2 separate regions of the Homo sapiens genome follow, and region 1 is linked to region 2. Evidence: chromatin contacts called from ENCODE Hi-C data. All regions are on one chromosome and are shown on one strand. The core of a region is the stretch at or near the end of the contact, and the rest is flanking DNA. Distances in the headings are between cores, read along the strand shown.

Region 1 (3,285 bases), core at 430-2,929, 1.3 Mb after region 2:
TTTAAAGCACATAGATTTTCCTAGATTTCTGATCTATTTTTACTATGCTATCAGAGAATATAGAATAGCCAATATTATATTTTTCCATTAGAAATGTCAGAAGGAATATACTTTTATGAAATTTTTTCGATTTTATTTTTTCTTTTGAACTTGCACAACCATAACCAAACTCATGATAGACAGTGCTTGACTCTATCTTAATGGTAATAGATTATTTTGGTATTTCTACTATAAGGAAATACAATTCTATACTGATGGGCATAGATGTGGGCATAGCATGCAAGTGGATGGTTTTCAGGACATTTTAATAAAATAAACTTTAAATGAAATATACACTGTTAGATTTTTTCTAATTAAGAAAATTACATCCATTAGTTACTTTTCTCCTCACAGACTCTGGCAAGAAGAGTTTTGTGCGAATCTGGCATAAGACTGTGATTGACATTAAAAATTCTGATAGTATGCCAAAAGGCAAGCACTGAATCAATGTACAAATTGTATAATTGTTTCCTACAAAGGAAAAAATTCCCCAAATATGTGCATACACCCACACCTCACTTAGCATATTGTTTTATAAAATTCATGACAAAGATCAGCAGTTTCCCAGTCACAGCCATCTCAGACATACACCACTGGTTTTGCCATCCACCAGCAGTGTTCATGCAAAATGTCTCATTTTAAAAAGACCTCAAATCAAGTCTTTCAGCCAAGAAGATGGCTGCTCAAGTTTGTGGGGGTAAAACAACTTCAAAACATAGGCTCAGGTGCACAAACTTCTATTATTTTAAAAAAGAGAGAAAGAAAAAGATAAAGATAGTCTTTCTACTTGAGACCCCTTAAGAATTCTCAGAAAATTGGAAGTGTTTTTTTTTAAGGGTTTTAAGGGAAGTACAAATCATCATTGTTAAAATCTCTTCACCTTTGAACCCTCAGAAATCTGCAGATTATTCATATCAGGCAAGGAAGCATCAAAGCTGGACATTCTGGTGTTAAAGGAATGAGGTTCTGCAGGGGTCGAGTCACAGGCTGTGGTGAGCAGCTCCATGGGATTCGTCTCTTCAGAGGGGGAGAGAGTCATGATCTGTTTAAAAAGCAAAGGAAATTAAACATAGTATGAAGTTCCCATTCTTTAAAAGCTCCATTTATTCTCTAGTTGTTGGTTAATACGTCTTAATTTTTTAACTTCCACATTTCACCATTATTGGGCCTTAAACATAGCAGCTAGTAATCCAGGTATTTTCAGAAAATCACATCAAAATGTCTGTCATATCTCCACACTTTAGAGATCTGGGGAATTTTTAAAAAGATTCCAGAATCATAAAAGGTATTTGGGAAAAATCTAGGCCTTAACAGATCTGGTGGCTTTCAGGGTGAATCACATGGACCCCAGTCTTTGTTTCCATCTGCAACCTACAGAGAAGACTCTGCCAGCTAGAACCCGTATGACACCACCTGACAGTTCCGATTTTAGTTCAGCAGCTGTGGAAAGTTTCCTTAGCTGCAACTGGAAACTGTCCTCCTGCATTAGTTACAAAAAATAAGCCTCCCAATTCTTAGAGTGGGAGAGCCGCTACTTACTAGGTCTGAGTGCTCCAGGATCTGGCTGGCTGTGAGGTCCTCCTCCTCGGATGATTCATCGGAGTCCTCATGGTGCATTTTATTCAGGCTAGGAGTGCTTCCTGACAGTTGGCGCTCCTCCAGAATCTGCATATCACACTTATCCAGGCTGTCCAGAGAACGTCTGCGCACTCCCCAGTTGAAATTGTCCATACTCTCACCCTGAAATCACACCATCAGCCGGTTTTTTATGCCAAAATCCTCTTGCACTCACATGTTCACACATTCAATTAGTCATAGCTTGGGAACAAATATTGTCATTATTAACTCTTAGGCCCTCATCGACTTTGGTATCAAAACTTTTGTTTACCCAATGTGAAAAGTAGTAAAAGCACACTATTTTCATGTAAACTCATGTGAAGTCATAGGCAGAAATGATTACATACTTTTCTTTGGCATGGTGGGTAATAATTACATTTTTTAAAAAGTTGATTTTGGTAAACACTACCAATGATCTGTGTTTTCAAAAATCTGTAACAAAGAGACCATTAGTATGAAAACTTCAAAAGAGGTGTCACCCACTCCCACCACCCTGAGGTCGGCCCCTGTTTAGTACTGTTTTCAGAAGGAGAAAAAAGTAGGAGCTATGCTGCTTGTAGCACATTCCAGAATCCTTTGGGTATTTAGTGGAAGAGCATTAGGTAAACATTCCAGCCTATTTCTGCCACAGCAATTTTCACAGATACAATGCAGAGTTAAAGACTATCAGAGCAGCTGGGCAAAGTCTGATGGATCATGCACTATGCAGAGGCCAGAGCAGCAACACCTTAACTTTTGCTTTAGGCTCATCTTTAAATAATTGTCCCGGTGTAGAAAATTGTTAATTTCACTATGTTGGCCAGACTGGCCTTGATCACCTGACCTCATGATCCACCTGCCTCGGCCTCCCAAAGTGCTGGGATTACAGGCGTGAGCCACCACATCCAGCCTATTACTGTTTTTTTGTTTTTTTCTTTTGAGACAGAGTCTTGCTGTTGCCCAGGCTGGAGTGGTGCAGTGGCGCGATCTCAGCTTGCGGCAACCTCCACCTTCTGGGTTCCATGTCAGGCTAATTTTTTGTATTTTTAGTAGAGACAGGATTTTGCCATGTTGCCAGGCTGGTCTTGAACTCTTGACCTCAAGTGATCCACCCGCCTCGGCCTCCCAAAGTGCTGAGATTACAGGCGTGAGCCACTGCACCCGGCCCCAAATATTATTGTTGATTTGTATATTTTGAATTACCGAGAACTAGCTTAAGTGGCCATGTAAGTGTTAAAGAAAGCTTTTAGTTGCATTCAGACTTTCTCTACAAACCATCAGTTAATAAATAAGTGTATTTGACTAACATAACTTTTTTTTTCTAGAAATGGATTTGGGTTTTATTTTTCTTTCTGTTAGGAATAAAGGAAGAAAAATATTACTCAGCTGACTGATATGCAAATTTTAACCTAAACAAATGATCTGACAAAATCTAGTACAGAATCTTTTCATTTACTGGTAATTTGAAACACTGCCTGATGGTTCATTGGAATAAAATAAAACAACTTTTTCTGATGAGAGCTCAGTGAACAACATAATATGAGAGATGTGAGTTACTGTTAAACTTATGAGCATTATCATTTATTAATTTCCCTCTGTTTTAAAGCAGAGGGTCGTGTCTGTCTCCTAGTGAAACAAGCTTGCCATTCT
Region 2 (3,001 bases), core at 57-2,556:
AAAGTGCCTATAGATGACATGGTGAAAATGTGTGATGGGCTTATTGAAGGACTACAGCAGTTTATTTAGTATCCCCAAATGGGTTAAAACATGGATTTTTAGATTTTAAAATGCTGGGCTTCACCCTCAGAGTTTCTCATTCAATAGATTTTGGTCAGGGGACAAGAATGTGTATTTCTAACAAGTTTCCAGGTGATGATGATATCATCCTGGGATCCACACTTTACAATTCAATGACCGAGTATATTTATTTTTATGAGAGAATGTGTATTACTTGATTTCAGTTTATTCTCAATTACACAAAAAATAAATGAGGACACTTAATATTTTGAAAACATAAGATGGAAGAATGTATAGCTATAGCAACACATCTAACTAAACTATTACTCAGTAACCAAAAAAACTCAATAGATTCTCCAAAGCACAAATCAAGATGTCCTTTGCTGAACTGTATGAAGTTTCTGTGTTTTATTTTAATTAACTGACATGCTAAGGACAAACATTTTCTCGAACTTATTTGTTCTATAAATTGTTAACACATGAGTTTAAAAATATTTATATGGTAATAATTATCAGTCATCTTTTCTTTTGATTACTGATTGCTTTTGTGATTTAAAAAAATATTTTTCTATCCCGAGATTAGATATTCACCAGCAATTTCCTGATTTTTGATTTTGTCTTTCTTTACATATATCACTTTGGTCTACCTAGAAATTATTTTGATGCATGTATATTTTACTCAATTTTTAACTAAAATAAATACAATTATTTTTATACAGAAAATTCTTTAGGCATACTATATTCAGGGCATTGCAGTAAATACTCTCAGTGTTTATAATTATCTTTGTAAGATGCATATTAAAACAGCAAACATTGTTGAATTCTCCAAGTTAGTTTTATTTTATAGCATGAGGTGGTATAATCTTCTTAAGCATTCCTGGAAATATTTTTTTAAAAAAAATCACAAACGTATCACACATATCTAAAATTAAGTGTGCCAACTATATACCTTTGATGTTTCCTGAGAGTCCTGAGTTTGCAAAACCTTACCTATATAGCAACATTCAACTGTGTACAATTTTATGAATCAGGCATCACATTTTCCACGAGTCCACTCCACAGAAATGGCTTCAGTCCATTTCATCAAACTGCTATGTTGTGTCAATAAGCTTTCTATGCACTATTCCACTTTTAAGAACTGATGGCCCTTGTACATTTGGGTTTTTTTCAACCAACAGTTGCATGCTAAGAACATCTTCCAAATTCTGTTAGAAGACTGAAGAGGAACTTGGTCAGTTTTTCAGCAGTCATCCATGTCCTCTTGTTCTCATTTCTGTTTTCTTCCTCCAAAAAAAATCACTTCCCCTATCTTTGGCTCATTTATTTTTCTATGGTATATCACTGCCTAGCATTGGAGTTGTTTTAACTTTTTCCTTCACCTAGCATTACTTATCAACATGATAGTTACATTCCCAAAAACTATATTGTAAAAGAAAGCAGGGATGAAATATTTAAGACCTGATAGGAAAAGCAGGTTTAGGAGATCAGAGTTATAGTGAATCTAAAATAAAGGCTGATGGCTCATTAAATAAATCAACTAATGGCATTTTAAATATTTTTAAATAGAAAAAATTGGCATTGTTCAATAACTAGTATTCCTTCTTCCTAACAAACTTTTTATTTCATTAACCTACTAATCATCTAAGATTCTTATGAATATGTTTTTCCTTCTTGTAAATAAAAATTGTTATGAAATATTTTTTCTTGGATCTTCATGAAATGAAAAATGCTTTTAAGTTTTATTATTCAATTACCTTATTTAGCCCTGGAAAATTGAAGAAGAAAATGCCAGTGCACTGTGATATAGTCTTAAAATCCTTCTAAATGCATTGTTTTATATTCAAAAGAACTTAATGCCAAGGCATAAATGACCACAGCAGAGCACTGCTCTACCCTAAAGGTTTTACATCCCAATTCCTTTCCTTTGGCTTATGTTGTCTCAGTTTTCTATATTTCTCTCAAGGTTACGTTACAAAATTATCTATACATACTTGCTCTTCCATATATTTTACCTCTTCTTCTCAGGGCCCTATGTTTTGCTGTAATTTTAAAAATTATCTTCAAGAAAAATTGCCCAATTTTTACAAACATAGTATCCTAAATTCCCACATTTGTGAAAAAAGTATAAATATGTAAATACACATATGTAAAATTTTGTACAGTAGGAATGTTCATTGGGGAAACGTTACTGAAACTGACACAAAGTGTTTAACAGAAATTTGCTTAAAGGGATCAAATTTCACCTGGCATAGGAACATATTTAAAACAGTGGGGTTGACACAATAGCTACATCTGTGTAACCAAACCATCAAGGCTGACAAACTAAATCCAGTTGTTAGTAAAGTTAATGACTAATTCTGATCAATACATGGCCAAAAGAAAAAGAAAACACTGTATCATAAGAGCTGAAAAACATCTACTGGGAAATGACTATTTTGTGAATACTTAAAAGCCTTATAAATGTACTATTATATTTTCACTTTTTCTAAAGTATTATAATTGGCAGGGCTCAAATTAGTAAAGTTAAATATATTTCAACATTTTATTAAACACTGAAAATATTTTATCCATATCAAGTATCAGGGGCTTAAAATGAGCTATTCCAAAAAAAAGTATCTCTCATCAATACTTTCACTTTAAAAGAATTATTATAATTTATCCATATATGAAATACAAAAATTATTAGAACATGTATTAGGCTTAAATTGATTACAAATAAAAAACATTAATCTTGCCTGTAATCCCAGCTACTCAGGAAGCTGAGGCAGGAGAATCACTTGAGCCCGGGAGGTGGAGGTTGCAGTAAGTGGAGACTGAGCCACCGCACTGCAGCCTGGGCGACAGAGTGAGACTGTCTCAAAAAAAAAAAAATTAATACGACAACACAATAATAAATAAATTTAGCTCATCACAAGGGAGCATGGTCATTAAAATGAGTTTA

The links. A loop is a pair of places that touch in the nucleus more often than their neighbours do. Pooled maps may share reads with other maps.
Region 1: a loop to region 2 is called in a pooled map of left cardiac atrium, with 5 times the contacts of the local background. The contact joins two enhancer-like sites. A Hi-C loop is called at or near these places in 1 of 168 maps with a recorded cell type or tissue (naive thymus-derived CD4-positive, alpha-beta T cell) and 12 of 50 pooled maps.

Annotation. Positions count from the first base shown.
Region 1 is chr13:32,260,110-32,263,394 of GRCh38, reverse strand. FRY (FRY microtubule binding protein) reads right to left here. Exons shown (of 61, transcript NM_023037.3): 52 at 1,579-1,779; 53 at 920-1,081. Among named protein-coding and RNA genes, the nearest start is that of ZAR1L, 54 kb to the left of the region's middle. Within about 2 kb of position 1,679, at least 17 of the 41 ENCODE cell types and tissues checked have a DNase peak (open chromatin) inside an H3K27ac peak, as active enhancers do.
Region 2 is chr13:33,546,581-33,549,581 of GRCh38, reverse strand. It overlaps a transcript of STARD13 not described here. Among named protein-coding and RNA genes, the nearest start is that of LINC02344, 210 kb to the right of the region's middle. Within about 2 kb of position 1,306, at least 2 of the 41 ENCODE cell types and tissues checked have a DNase peak (open chromatin) inside an H3K27ac peak, as active enhancers do.